Linked DNA regions of Homo sapiens: region 2 is linked to region 1. A link is a contact called in ENCODE Hi-C or POLR2A ChIA-PET data. All regions are on one chromosome and are shown on one strand. The core of a region is the stretch at or near the end of the contact, and the rest is flanking DNA. Distances in the headings are between cores, read along the strand shown.

Region 1 (6,827 bases), core at 1,449-3,948:
AAGGGATGCCCCAAATTAATGAAACTAAATCTTCCAGATGCTTTCGCCAGCGCCGTGCGTGTTCTGTGTTCTTTCTGCGGTCCCATCCTGGGTATGACAGTGAATTTTAGGCTGGGCTGTGCCTTTGGCTGTGCAGGGCCTCCTGCTTAGAGGCCCTTTGTCTGACCTTTGGTGACACAGCAGTAGCAGCGCTCAGGGTCTGTAGTGGGCGTGTGGGTGGCCAGGGCAAGCCCTGCACATGTGCCTCAAGGAGCATTGGCTGGCCCGGGTGAGCCTACCCATTTGTGAGTTGCTGAGGCCACCGTGCCTGCGGCCGGCGTCCTGGCATGGCTGAGCCGGGCCATCTGCTGCCTTGTGGTCTCTGCCTCTGCCTTTCCAACTCTCACTTGTCCTCCTGCTCCCGCGTGAAGAGGGGGAGGGGAGGAGTTGGGAACACGTCCTCATGCTCGGCTTCTGGCTGGCAGTCATGATGGGGGACAGGGAACCTGTGCTGCTCACAGGTGTCAGGAGGGGCTTCCTGGGCCATGCTTGGGAGGAGCTGGGAAGCTGGCGTATGTGTGGGGGGCAGAGCCCTCTGCCACACAGGTTTCGGAAATCCTTTTGCAGACGGCAGTGAGAACTTGAGACTTCAGTGAGAGTGTTGTCAGCCTGGCGTTAGTGTTGAAGAGCTGGGTCGGGAAGTTGCCCACCCAAGAGGCAACTTGAGCCATGTAAAAGTAGTGCGTGGTTTATGGGGTGTCGGGTCTTGCGTGTGCCTCTGGGCCTTTGGGTAAAGATGGGGTGCACCCGTGAGAGCAGTGGTAGATCAGGTCTGTGAGCCACCCTTACTCCTGGGGAATGGCTCAGAGGACTGGTGGACGTGAGGCATGACCCTGGTTTCTTGCCATGCGGTCTAGGAACAGGGACTTTTGACTTCCCATCAGCTCTCCTCTTTGAAAGCACCCTTGACCCTGAACGATTTTGCATGTCTGTAATTTGAATGTCGTGTGGTTACAGGACCCGGTCAGCCCAAGGAGCAGGGGTCCAGCAGCTCTGCGGAGGCATCTGGAACAGAGGAGGAGGAGGAAGTGCCCAGTTTCACCATGGGGCGATGACAATGTTTGCCACAGCCTCTGCCTGGAACCTGGCTCGTGCTGTGACCAGAAGGGAAAGGCGGCTGTTTGGCTCTTTCTCCCCCGCAAGGACCCGCTGACCCGCTGGATGGAGAGCAAAGGAGACCCCTCCCGAGCCGCTCACAGTCCTGTATTTGGCAGGTTTGGGAGCCTGAGGGGCCATCTCCCTGACACTCAGAGGCACTGCCTTGCAGACACCATCCGTGCTCCTGGTAAAGGGGGACAGAGAGCCTCACCTTGCCACATATTTGAACAGTGATGAGTTTGGGGCTGGTTTCTGGGAAGGGAACGTTTATTTAGTAAAGAGCAGAACACCCTTGCGTTTTGTTGGGACATGTGGACCGTGAGTCGCAAACACTCTGGAGAAGGCTGAGATGCCACCATTCCCACGGGGACTGAAGACACATTACGTGGACCTGGTCCCAGGCTCAGTGAGGAGATGGCCTCAGCTGTGGGGCTGGTCCATGTTGCCCACTCACTCCAGTGGGAAGTGGGGACCACGCCATAGAGGGTCTGCTCCCACTGCAGCTCCCGGTGCTCTCGTGTTCTGGGAAGGCCTGGGTGTGTGCACAAGGAGGCCCGGGCCAGGGACTTCACCAGGGGCTGGGTCACAAGGGCACAGGGTGTGTGGAAAGCGCTGTGGGGGAAGAGCCGGTCACCGGAGAGTGAGCAGGCGGAGACTCCAAGCTGGGCTGAGCCAGAGCAGAAGGCGAGGGATTCCCAGCCGGACGGGGGTTCTCTCACCAACAGCTGTGATTTCATCCCGAAGTGGAAGGGGGTCTAAACAGAACAGGCTGAGAGAGGCGGGACTGGGTCAAGTGGGTGGAGCTCCTCCTTGCATGACTGCAACTGTCGGGGCTTTCCGCCGGCTCACAGCAGTTGGGGCCAGCGGGGAGAAGAGAGGCGGAACTGCTGTGTCCTCATGTGGCGCAGCCTCAAACTGGCATCCAGGCACTGGGCCCATGCAGAGAAGGCACCTGCAGAGAGCAGGGCAGCCCGGCGCAGGGGCATGCGCCTAGAATCCCAGCTACTCGGAAGGCCAAGGCAGGAGGACCGCTTGAGTCCAGGGATTCAAGGCCAACCTGGGCAATAGAGCGAGACCCTGTCTCTTAAAAAACGATGATGATGAACACAGAGGACGGGGCACTGTGCTGGGAGCCAGGGGGCCTGGGAGGAGCCGAGACCAGCCTTTTACCTCGGGGTTTTGAGGCCAACAGGGACGACAGAGACAGTTTCTAGTTAGAGCCTTGGCTCCATTTTTGGATGATTTAGCCCCGAGTTCCTGAGTCTATTTTATGCCCCTTACGTACTTTGATAGAACTAAGGAAATAGTGGTTTTGAGTGAAGGGAAAGGAAACCCAGAAACATTTTACGTTGCTTTTACTTCTGTAGTGTAGATTGCCCCGGCCCCTCTCTGAGCCCTGTAGCATCTGTGATAGCTTCTGTCCCTTCATCGGTTCATGTCACAGGGATTTTCTTTCCCAGGAAGCGGACACGGAGAGTCAGCCCTAATAAATGAGCACATGCCCTGGCTGTACATTTTGAAACCTGTTTTTCTCTGTCTGGGACTGGCTGGTTTGTGTTTCGGTTTTAGTTCTCCTATCTTTGGACTGTTGGTTTCCATCCCTCTCCCCACCCCCACATGTGTCACAGCCCCTGCCCTGAGTCTGCAACCTGGAGCTTGTGGGCCGCCTCAGTGCTGGGGAGGGTGCTGGGGCTTGGAGCCTGATGACCTGGCTTTGAATCCTGCCCCTGCCTCTGGTAAGCCAGGGGACTGTCAGCAAGTCCCTTCCTGCCTCTGCCAGCTCACTGGGCCAAGAGAGACAGTCGCCACAGGTGTGTGTTGGGTGGGTGGGCACATGGCGACACAGCAGGATGCCAGGTTGCGGTGGGCTTCACCCCCACGGGGTGCAGGAGATGATATTTAGGCAGGACATGTCCTGTAGCCATTTCTGGCCATTAGTACTAGGTCATCAGGACCTTAAGTTGAGAGATTCTTTCTTCAGGGCATCACTTATTTAGGAAAAGAAGAACAAACAGATGTCATCATTGAGAAAGGATTGGGTGATACTGAGAGCCCCTGCCCTCCCCCCGACAAAAAAAACCACCATTAGGGGAGAATCATGAAGTAATGTCCCTCATTGCTCATGGGTGGGAAGGAGTCTGGAACTGAACACAGAGGTGTAGGTAACAGAATCGTCTCAAACAAACTCACACACAAGAATTCTTATGGCCAGGCGTGGTGAGCTGACGCCTGTAATCCCAGCACTTTGGAAGGCCGAGGCAGGAGGATCGCTTGAGCCCAGGAGTTTGAGACCAGCCTTGGCAACACAGTGAGACCCCATCTCTACAAAAAATTTTAAAATTATCTGGGCGTGATGGTGCGCACCTATAGTCCCAGCTACTTGGGAAGCTGAGGTAGGAGGATCCCTTGAGCCGAGGAGTTGAAGGCTGCAGTGAGCCGTGATCACTCCACTGCACTCCAGCTTGGGTAACACAGTGAGACCCTGTCTCAAAAACAAATATATCTAGGTTCCCTGGTGATGCCCCTGTAATTCTGCATCATTTACGATTCATGCCCAAATAGACATTTAAACAGGTATTTTACTGTTTAAACAGGAGATTCTACTACAGAACCCGCCCCTTTAATTAGTTAACTTCGAGACAAGGGCTTGCTGTGTCCCCCCGGCTGCAGTGCAGTGGCGCCATCATTGCACACTGCAGCCTCCAACTCCTGGGCTCAAGCATTCCTCCCATCTCAGCCTCCCAAGTAGCTAGGACTACAGGCATTCACCACCATGCCAGCCTAATTTTTGTTTGTTTTTGAAACAAGGTCTGGCGCTTTTGCCCAGGCTGGGGTGCAGTGGCGTGATCTCGGCTCACTGCAACCTCCACCTCTCGGGCTCAAGCCATTCTTACACCTCATCCTCCCAAGTAGCTGGGACTACAGGTGCGTACCACCATGCCTGGCTAATTTTTGTATTTTTTGTGGAGACAGGGTTTTGCCATCTTGCACTGGTCTCCACCTCCTAAGTTCAAACAACCCTCCCACCTCAGCCTCCCAAAGTGCTGGGATTATAAGTGTACACCACCGAGCCCTGCCCTGTTACTATTTTAAATTTATTTCGCTGTTTCCAACATTTATATTTTGGTAAAAAACAAATTAAAATTGAGTTAGAGGAGTGTTCTACTAACTCTTGGAAATAGAACTCAGGCCAATTCTTTTTCATTCATGGTGGAGACACGTGTTTTCTCCTTCTCCCTCTTGGAAGTTAATTTCTGTTTACTATTTGGTGTACTTGACTAAAGTTAGCTACGATTACCATATATTAACATATATTTCAGTAGAGAGAACACTCTTGGAAATTAACCTGGAGCGAGTTCCAGGAGGCCGTTTCTTGTTTTCTTACTCCACAGAATGTCACAAATCCACTGGGTGTGGTGGCTCTTGCCTGTAACCCCAGCACTTTGGGAGGCCTAGGCAGGAGGATCACTTAAGGCCAGGAGTTCAAGACCAGCCTGAGCAACATAGTGAGCCCCACATCTCTAAAAAATAAAAATTGAAAAGTGCACCTGGCCTAGTGGCATAGTCCTAGCTACTTCCAAGGCTGAAGTGGGAGAATCACTTGAGCCTGGGAGATTGAGGCTGCAGTGAGCCATGATTGTGCTGCCGCACTCCAGCCTGGGTAACACTAAGACCTTGTCTCAGAAGTAAAAGGCTGGATGCAGTGGCTCACACCTGTAATCCCAGCACTTTGAGAGGCCAAGGCAGGTGGATCACCTGAGGTCAGGAGTTCGAGACCAGCCTGGCCAACATGGTGAAACCCCATCTCTACTAAAAATGCAAAAATTAGCCGGGCATGGTGGCCAGTGCCTGTAATCCCAGCTACTGGGGAGGCTGAGGCAGGAGAGTTGCTTGAACCTGGGAGGCAGAGGTTGCAGTGAGCCAAAATGATGCCACTGCACTCCAGCCTGGGCAACAAGAGTGAAACTTCGTCTCAAAAAATATAATAATAAATGAAAAAAAATAGCAAATGTTTATTGAGCACCAACTAAGTGCAAAATCCAAGGGATTCCAAGGCCCATTGCTAGGCACTGGGGATGGTGGTGGACAAGACACAGTCCTTGCCTTCAGGGGGCTCCAGGTCTGAGCAGGAACAGGATTGGGGAGAGCAGCACAGCCTGCTGTGTGGGCACCTGACCCAGGCCTCTGCGAAGGCGAGCGCTGAGCTGAAGTCAGGTGGCTCAGGAGAACAAGAGTGCCCAGAAAGCGAGCTGGGGAGGGAGGAGGCGCCCTGCCATGGCCTCAGACCCTGTTAATCAGGGGACTGGAGTCTCAAAGGCCACAGGGTAGGGGCTGGAATGGAGAGACATGGGGGACCTTTGAGTTTGTGGAAGGGGACAGGGCTCCTGCCTTGCCATGCAGACCAGAGGTGATGGTGGCCTGAGTTAGTGCAGAAGCAAGTGGGGACAGGGAGAAGTAAGGGAGAGTCCAGCAATGTGGAGGTGGGAGAATTGTCACGACCCGATGGGGAGAGGACTCATGGGTGCCAGCAGCTGAGTGGGTGAGGGAACCCTTCTGAGACAGCTGACCCAGGCGGTGGGGCAGGAATGCGAGGGAAGATGACAGATTCGGCTGTGGGCCTGGTAAAGTGGAGGGCCCTAGGCATATGTGCTGGGAAGAGAGATCAAGGCTGAAGGTGATGATGGGGTTGTCAGGCTGCCCTGGTCCTTGGAACTATGGGAGTAGATGAAACCAGTCAGGGAGGAGCAAAGAGAGGAGAGGGACCCAGACAGAACCCTGAGAATCGCATATCGAGGGGACAGAAAATGGGGGGACAAGCAGGCAGACTCACTGGAGCCAAGGAACAGGGTTTCCTGGTAGAAGGAGGGGTCCCCGATGACAGGGCTGACAGCTGAAACATCCTCTGGGTTTAGGCAGGCAGATCAGCTGAGGTCAGGAGTTGGAGACCAGCCTGGCCAACATGGCGACACCCCATCTCTCCTAAAAAATATATACAAAAACTTGGTGGGCGCCTGTAATCCCAGCTACTTGGGAGACTGAGGCAGAAGAATTGCTTGAACTCGGGAGGTGGAGGTTGCAGTGAGCCAAGATCATGCCATTGCACTCCAGCCTGAATGACGAGCGAAACTCCATCTCAAAAAGAAGGAGCTATTATAGGCCAGGCATGGTGGCTCACCCCAGTAATCTCAACATTTTGGGAGGCTGAGGCCGGCAGATCACTTGAGGCCAGGAGTTCGAGACTGGTCTGACCAACATGGTGAAACCCTGTCTCTACTAAAAATACAAAAATTAGCCAGGCATGGTGGCCCGTGCCTGTAATCCCAGTTACTTGGGAGGCTGAGGCATGAGAATCGCTTGAACTCAGGAGGTGGAGGTTACAGTGAGCCAAGATGGCACCACTGCACTCCAGCCTGGGCAACAGAGCAAGACTCTGTCTCATAAATATGATAGAGAAAGAAAGGAAAGAAAAAGGGAGGAAGGAAGGAAGGGAAGGAAGGAACGAAGGAAGGAAAGGAAGGGAGGGAAGGGAGAGAAGGGAGGGAAGGAAGGAACGAAGGAAGGAAAGGAAGGGGGGGAAGGGAGAGAAGGGAGGGAAGGGAGGAAGGGAGGGGAAAGAAAGAAATGAAGGAAGTGAGGGAGGGAGGGAAGGAAGGGAGAGAAAGAAAAGAGAAAAGGAAGGGAGGGAGGGA
Region 2 (6,827 bases), core at 2,355-4,854, 690 kb before region 1:
CCCTGTCTCTACAAAAATACAAAAATTAGTTGGGTGTGGTGGCACATGCCTGTAATCCCAGCTACTCAGGAGGCTGAGACAGGAGAATCACTTGAACTCAGGAGGCGGAGGTCAGCCGAGACTGTGCCACTGCACTCCAGCCTGGGCAACAGGGCGAGACAACGTCTCCAAAAAAAAAAAAAAGAAAGAAAGAGAGAGAGAGAGAAGGGAGGGAGGGAGGGAAGAAGGAGGGAAGGGAGGGAGGGAGGGAGGGAAGAAGGAGGGAAGGGAGGGAGGAAGGAAGGGAAAGAGGGAGGAGGGGAGGGAGGAAGGAAGACTGTCTACTTTTCAGGGTTAGTATGTAGCATTCAATGTAAAACTACACACAGAGTGATTAGAACCGGTCATAGCACACAGTGAACGCCAGTACAGCCTGTCTACTGCAGTTATTATCCGTGTGCCCTTTTACAAGTCTCCTGCCGTCTTGGAAACTTGGCTTCGCCATCTGCGTAACAGGTGAAATGGTGGTGGCACCCCTTGAGGTGGGTCACATGAGTGTCACATGGGAAAAGTTTTGGAGCATGTCTTTGCAGTGTGTCCAGCTCAGATCAAAGGCAAGGGGTTGGGATTCTCTCACACCCTACAGGAGCCCCAGTGCATAAAAATGGGCTATTCCTGCCCTCTGTGAGCTTACAGTCCAGTGCAGGGGACTATTAAACTATGCAAGGAGATACAGCATGGAAGGACTTGCAGGCTGTGATATATGGAATTTGGATTTTGTCTTAAATCCAATGAGAAACTATCAAAAAGTTGTAAGCAGGGAGAAATGTGATCTGATTGACATTTTAATAAAATTACTCTGGGCCAGGTGCGGTGGCTCACGTCTGTAATCCCAGCACTTTGGGAGGCCGAGACTGGCAGATCACGAGGTCAGGAGATTAACACCATCCTGGCTAACCAGGTGAAACCGCGTCTGTACTAAAAATACAAAAATTAGCCGGGTGTGGTGGCAGACGCCTGTAGTCCCAGCTACTTGAGAGGCTGAGGCAGGAGAATGGCGTGAACCCGGGAGGTGGAGCTTGCAGTGAGCCGAGATTGTGCCACTGCACTCCAGCCTGGGCAACAGAGCGAGACTCTGTCTAAAAAAAAAAAAAAAAAAAAAATTACTCTGGTTGCCAGGCGCAGTGGCTCACGCCTGTAATCCTACCACTTTGGGAGGTCAAGGCAGGAGGATCACTTGAGGTCAGGAGTTCAAGACCAGCCTGGCCAACATGGTGAAACCCCATCTCTACTAAAAATACAAAAATTAGCCATGCGTGGTGGTGCATGCCTGTAATCCCAGCACTTTGGGAGGTCAAGGCAGGAGGATCACTTGAGGTCAGGAGTTCGAGACTAGCCTGGCCAACAAAGTGAAACCCCGTCTCTACTAAAAATACAAAAATTAGCCACGCATGGTGGTGCATGCCTGTAATCCCAGCACTTTGGGAGGTCAAGGCAGGAGGATCACTTGAGGTCAGCAGTTCAAGACTAGCCTGGCCAACATGGTGAAACCCCATCTCTACTAAAAATACAAAAATTAGCCATGCACGGTGGTGCACACCTGTAATCCCAGCTACTTGGGTGGCTGAGGCAGGAGAATTGCTTGAACCGGGCAGGCAGATGTTGCAGTGAGGCGAGATCGTGCCACTGCACTCCAGCCTGGGCGACAGAGTGAGACTCCATCTCAAAAAAAGAAAAAAGAAAAAAGGTTACTCTGGCTGCAGGGTGGAGGATGAGTGAATGGGAGGTGGAGCGAGGGCAGAGGCCCCCACGGGTAGGGCAGCAGAGATGGCCAGGAATAGTTGGATTGGGGTATTTTTCGGAGCTGGAGTCTACACAGTTTGATGTCAGATTGGGTGGGGAAGGTGAGGGAGAGGGTGATGTCAAGAAGGACTCCAAGGCTTCTGGCCTGAGCCCTGGGTGGAGGGCGGGGACATATCCTGAGAGGAGAGAGCCTGAGTTGAGTTTGGGACACGGGGAGTTGAACATGCCCTTGAGACATCCAAGTACAGGTCCCAGGGACAGCAGGGTATGCACCGTGACAGAAGGGACTCAGTGAGTGGGTGCTATTGTGAGGGCGGGTCTGCTATCCTTGGAAACAGAGCTTCGGAGGACCTAAGGGTGAGACCCTCGGGCCAGGGAGACCTGGACAGCCCCAACCCCTTCTTCCTAAGTCCCAGTACTCCCAAGTCTAGGGGAAATCTGGAGTCTTCCAAGGACTTGGTTCTAACACAGTGGTGCACATTCCTGCAATTTTCAGGGAGAGAAGGGGCCCAGAGGGATGGAGCCAGCCTGGGCTGACTCCAGGGAGGAGGAAGAGGAGGAGGAGGAGGAGGAGGAGAGGCACAGAGTGTGGCCTGGAAGCCCCTTCCTCAGTCTGTTTGCACAGCTGTCCAGGCCTGGCTGGGCAGGGAGGGAGTGAGTCATGGGTTTCCGGTTCACCAACCCCCACCTCCAGGGCAGGACAAGGTGCCTGCAGGTACAGAGTTTGGTGATGAAGTCTCCCCTGGGGAAGCTCCTCCTCTCTCCCTCCTCCCCAGCCCTTTGATCACACCTCTAGGGGTTGTTTTAGCTTTGTTTTTTGGCTTTTTGTGTTTGGTTTTTAGAGACAGGGTCTTGCTCTGTTGCCCAGACTGGAATGCAGTGGTGTGATCATAGCTCACTGCAGCCTCCAACTCCTGGGCTCAAGCCATCCTCCAGCCTCAGCATCCCAAGTAGCTGGAACTGTAGGCACACGCCACCACACTTGGCTAATTTTTTAATTGTTATTTTTTGTAGAGACGAGGTCTCGCTATGTTGCCCAGACTGGTCTGGAACTCCTAGCCTCAAGCGATCCTCCTGCCTTGGCCTCCCAAAGAGCTGAGATTATAAATGTGAGCCATCACACCTGGGCAATCCCCGTTTCATGGTTTAAAAGGAAGACTCGGGGCCCAGTGCAGTGGCTCATGCCTGTAACCCCAGCAGTTTGGGAGGCCAAGGTGGGCAGATCACCTGAGCTCAAGAGTTCGAGACCAGCCCGGCCAACGTGGCAAAACCCCATCTCCATTAAAAATACAAAAATTAGCCGGGCATGATGGCACATGCCTATAATCCCAGGTACTTGGGAGGCTGAGGCAGGAGAATTGCTTGAACCCAGGAGACGGAGGCTGCAGTGAGCCAAGATTGCACCACTGCACTCCAGCCTGGGTGTCAGAGTGAGACTCCAACTCAAAAAAAAAAAAAAAAAAAAGGTGGATTCGGGAAGGTCAAGTGACTTCCCAAGGGCATTAGGCATCTCTGTGCTGGGCCTGCCTGACCCCAGGTCTCTGCTCCTGTCCACTGTGCCCTCACAGGATACCTCTCAGAAGTGAGAGAACTCTCTAGGTAGGAGCCAGAAAAGCATCGGAGGAAATTTCTCTCCCAGACCCATGATTTGGTTACTCCTCTCCTCAGCCCTGCCAACAGCCCCAAGGTGCACAGAGACCTTGCTTCTGAGACTCTGGCCAAGCTGGCTCTGAGAGTGAAAGGCTCAGTCTCTCTCGCCTGGGGAAGAAACATGCAGGCTTTAGAATCATGCAAGTAACCGTTTACCCACTTGGCTTCCTGTTAGGTTGTGTTTTTTTTTTCTTCCTTCCCCCAAGGGATGTCTCTTATCTGAAGGTTCTTAGGGGCTTTTGGTGCTGGGCTGTTTACCAATGGGTGACTGTTAGTGTCAGAACCAGCCTCTTGGGAAGAGTGAGGTGAAGAAAAGCAAGACCAGGTGAGCCCTTGGTCATCCACACAGCCACAGGAGTACAGGCTGGATGGGACAAGCACGCCCTGGGCAGTGAAGGACCATGGCCACATCCAGCTCTCCTGCCAATTTCAGGCTCCGTCTTCCAAACAGGGCGCGATTTAGCCAAGTGAAAGTGAGTTGGTGGCTGGGCGTGGTGGCTTAAACTGGTAATCCCAGCACTTTGGGAGGTGGAGGCAGAAGGATCACTTGAGGCCAGGAGTTGAGATCAGCCTGGGCAACATAGTGAGATCCCACTCTATAAAAAATTATAAAGTTAGCCAGGCGTGGCTACACAAGCCTGTAGTCCCAGCTACTTGGGAGGCTGAGGAGAGAGGATCACTTGAGCCCAGGAGTTTCAAGCTGCAGTGAGCCATAATTGCGCCACTGCACTCCAGCCTGGGCAACAGAGGGAGGTCCTGTCTCTTCAAAACAACACATTTAAAACATTTCACCTGTAATCCTACCACTTTGGGAGGCCAAGGCAGGTGGATCACCTGAGGTCAGGAGTTCGAGACCAGCCTGGCCAACATGGTGAAACCCCATCTCTACTGAAAATACAAAAATTAGCTGGGTGTGGTGGCTGGCACCTGTAATCCCAGCTACTCAGGAAGCTGATGCAGGAGAATCACTTGAGAGGGGGCGGAGGCAGAGGTTGCAGTGAGCTGAGATCATGCCACTGCACTCCAGCCTGGGCAACAGAGGAAGACTCTGTCTCAAAAATAAAAAATAAAATAAAAATAAAACGTTAGAACAGTGCTTGGTACACAGTGATGGCTCAGTAGATGTGAGCCAGTTATGAGTACTTAAAGCATAGCCTGTGCAAAGAGGCCGTGCTTCTAGCTTCACCTTTCCAACAGCATCTTTCCAGAACTTTCTATCTCCTGGTGGGCAAGGACCGTGAGAAACACCATAACCTGGAGAGGAATTCTGGGTCTCAAGATGGCTCCAGTTGTGCCTGTCTTAGGCAAGTGGGGTGGTGTGTGTGTGAGGGTGAGGGGTCCCAGGAAGGGTCCCCACACTTCACTCCTGCACCTCTCGCTCCCCACAGCCCCCCTCCCCTTTTCTAACTCCAAAAAGCCCAGAGGCCCAGCCGTGTTTGGAGAAGGAGGGGGGCCCTGAAGCTTGGGCCACCTTCAAAGTGACTGCAGGGAGGAAGATGTGGACACTAGACTACGTACTGACCACTCTGAGAAGGAAGCCCGCGGGGGAAGGTGGATGGGCGGTGGGCGTCACGGCAAAGGGGTTTAGGGGAGACAGGGATGTCTGTGAGCTGTGGGAGGTGCACACTGAAGACCCAAGAGGTGAGAATGGATGGAACTGCCCCTGAGAAGGGGGACAGGGGTCCCCTCCTCCCCTGAGAAGGAACAAACCGTTGCACTTGTCGGCAGGGCCCTGAGAAGTGGAAAGTGGATTTGATCTTCCTTAGACCATCACGTACCCGCAGCACCCTAGAATGTAAACAGGGCTGGGAATGCGATGACCAGGTCCTGGTACCTTAAGGGCTGGTACCTCTACCTCCATCGGGACCTGGTGCCAGAAATAAGAAGATTCTTAGACTATCCCCACTGGAGGCTGGGCGCAGTGGCTCAGCCTGTAATGTCAGCACTTTGGGAGGCCTAGGCGGACAGGTCACTTGAGGCCAGGAGTTCAAGACCAGCCTGGCCAACATGGTGAAACCCCTCTACTAGAAATACAAAAATTAGCCGGGCATGGCGGCGGGGGTCTGTAATCCCAGCTACTCGAGAGGCTGAGGCAGGAGAATCACTTGAACCCGGGAAGCGGAGGTTGCAGTGAGCCGAGATTGTGCCACTGCACTCCAGCTGGGACGACAAGAATGAGACTCCATCTAAACAAAATAATAAATAAAAAATAAAAATAATAAAAGAATATCCCCACTGGAAGGGTCCTGCAAGGCCAGCCACGAATCTGTACAAGTCCTCGGACAGACTGAGAAACTGAGGCTCAGAGAAGCGGCCCCCACCCCATCGGAGCGTCCCAGCTCCACGCGCGCGCCTGGCAGGGGGCGCCCTTCCCCGCCGCGCGTGCCGGGCAGGGTCCCCCAAGGAGAAATCCCTCTTAAAAGAGTTTTTCCTTTCGCGTGAACTCGCCGCCTGCATCCAGCAGCGCGGTCTCCAAGGTGAACCTCGCACAAATGCGTTGCAGATGTACGTCCTTCCATTTCTGGCTACCGCGGAGCTGCTCGGGAGCGGCGGCGGCGTCCCCAGAGCGATCCAGCCCGCGTTTTCCGTTCCGCCCGCCAACTTTTGCAAGCTGTAGTTATTTGATAATGATTTTTTTTTCAAACCTCTCCCAATAATTGTTATCCTCCCCGCCCGGTGCAGCTCAGGTGATGGGCACAGACGGCAACGCAGCCGCCGCCGCCGCCTCCTCCTCCTCCTCGTCCTCCTCCTCCTCCTCCTCCGGGTGCGCTAGGCTCTGGCTCCAGCCCAGGGGGAAGAGCCACAGCGGAGGCGCCTTCTGCAAAGGCAGCGGGGACGGCCCCGGAGGCTGAGCCAGAGCGACCCCGGATCCGCCCCCGCCCCCCTCCATGAGGCCTCTCACACCCTCCCCCGGCCCAGGCCACCTCCCCCAAAGCCCACTCTCCGGAGGCCAAGGCTGTCTGGTGAACGGCTAGGGGCTGCTGGGCACAGAGTTCAACGCTGCAAATATTTATTAGACACCTACTGTATTCCCAGGCCCTGAGCAGAGCTGGCCTCCAAAACAAATGAGAACAGCCCTTGCCCTCAGGGAGACTGGGGGACGCCACCCCTAACCTGGGAAGGTGAGAGGGGCTTCCAGGGCAGGGATACCCCCGACAGAACCTGCTCAAAGTGCCAGAGCTAGACAAGGAGGGAAGGCTTGGCTCCGCAGCAAAGCTCAAGGCAGAGCTCCGCCCCTCCCCCATCACCTTCAGCCCTTCCTCCGGTTTCTGCCAAGGGTCATCACTGAAAGCACCCTCAGAGTCTCTTTTAGAAAGCTACGGGTCTCTGCGGTCGTGGTGGCTCACGCCTGTAATCCCAGTACTTTGGGAGGCCGAGGCGGGCGGATCACTTGA

What was found. A loop is a pair of places that touch in the nucleus more often than their neighbours do. ChIA-PET counts read pairs that join two places held with the same protein, here RNA polymerase II (POLR2A). Pooled maps may share reads with other maps.
Region 2: a loop to region 1 is called in a pooled map, with 5 times the contacts of the local background. The contact joins two enhancer-like sites. A Hi-C loop is called at or near these places in 1 of 37 single-sample maps with no recorded cell type and 3 of 50 pooled maps. POLR2A ChIA-PET finds 5 or more read pairs at or near these places in 1 of 52 experiments (activated CD4-positive, alpha-beta T cell).

Annotation. Positions count from the first base shown.
Region 1 is chr7:102,424,018-102,430,844 of GRCh38, forward strand. PRKRIP1 (PRKR interacting protein 1) reads left to right here. Exons shown (of 6, transcript NM_024653.4): 6 at 997-2,649. The coding sequence ends at 1,094. It overlaps LOC100630923 (LOC100289561-PRKRIP1 readthrough), which reads left to right. Exons shown (of 9, transcript NR_038967.1): 9 at 997-2,665. Among named protein-coding and RNA genes, the nearest start is that of ORAI2, 6.1 kb to the right of the region's middle. RefSeq lists enhancers at 1,547-2,450, 1,621-2,130, 2,611-2,900. Within about 2 kb of position 2,699, at least 19 of the 41 ENCODE cell types and tissues checked have a DNase peak (open chromatin) inside an H3K27ac peak, as active enhancers do.
Region 2 is chr7:101,737,532-101,744,358 of GRCh38, forward strand. No RefSeq gene overlaps it. Among named protein-coding and RNA genes, the nearest start is that of CUX1, 77 kb to the right of the region's middle. RefSeq lists enhancers at 3,613-3,692, 3,813-3,882, 5,366-6,309 and a silencer at 6,189-6,308. Within about 2 kb of position 3,605, at least 3 of the 41 ENCODE cell types and tissues checked have a DNase peak (open chromatin) inside an H3K27ac peak, as active enhancers do.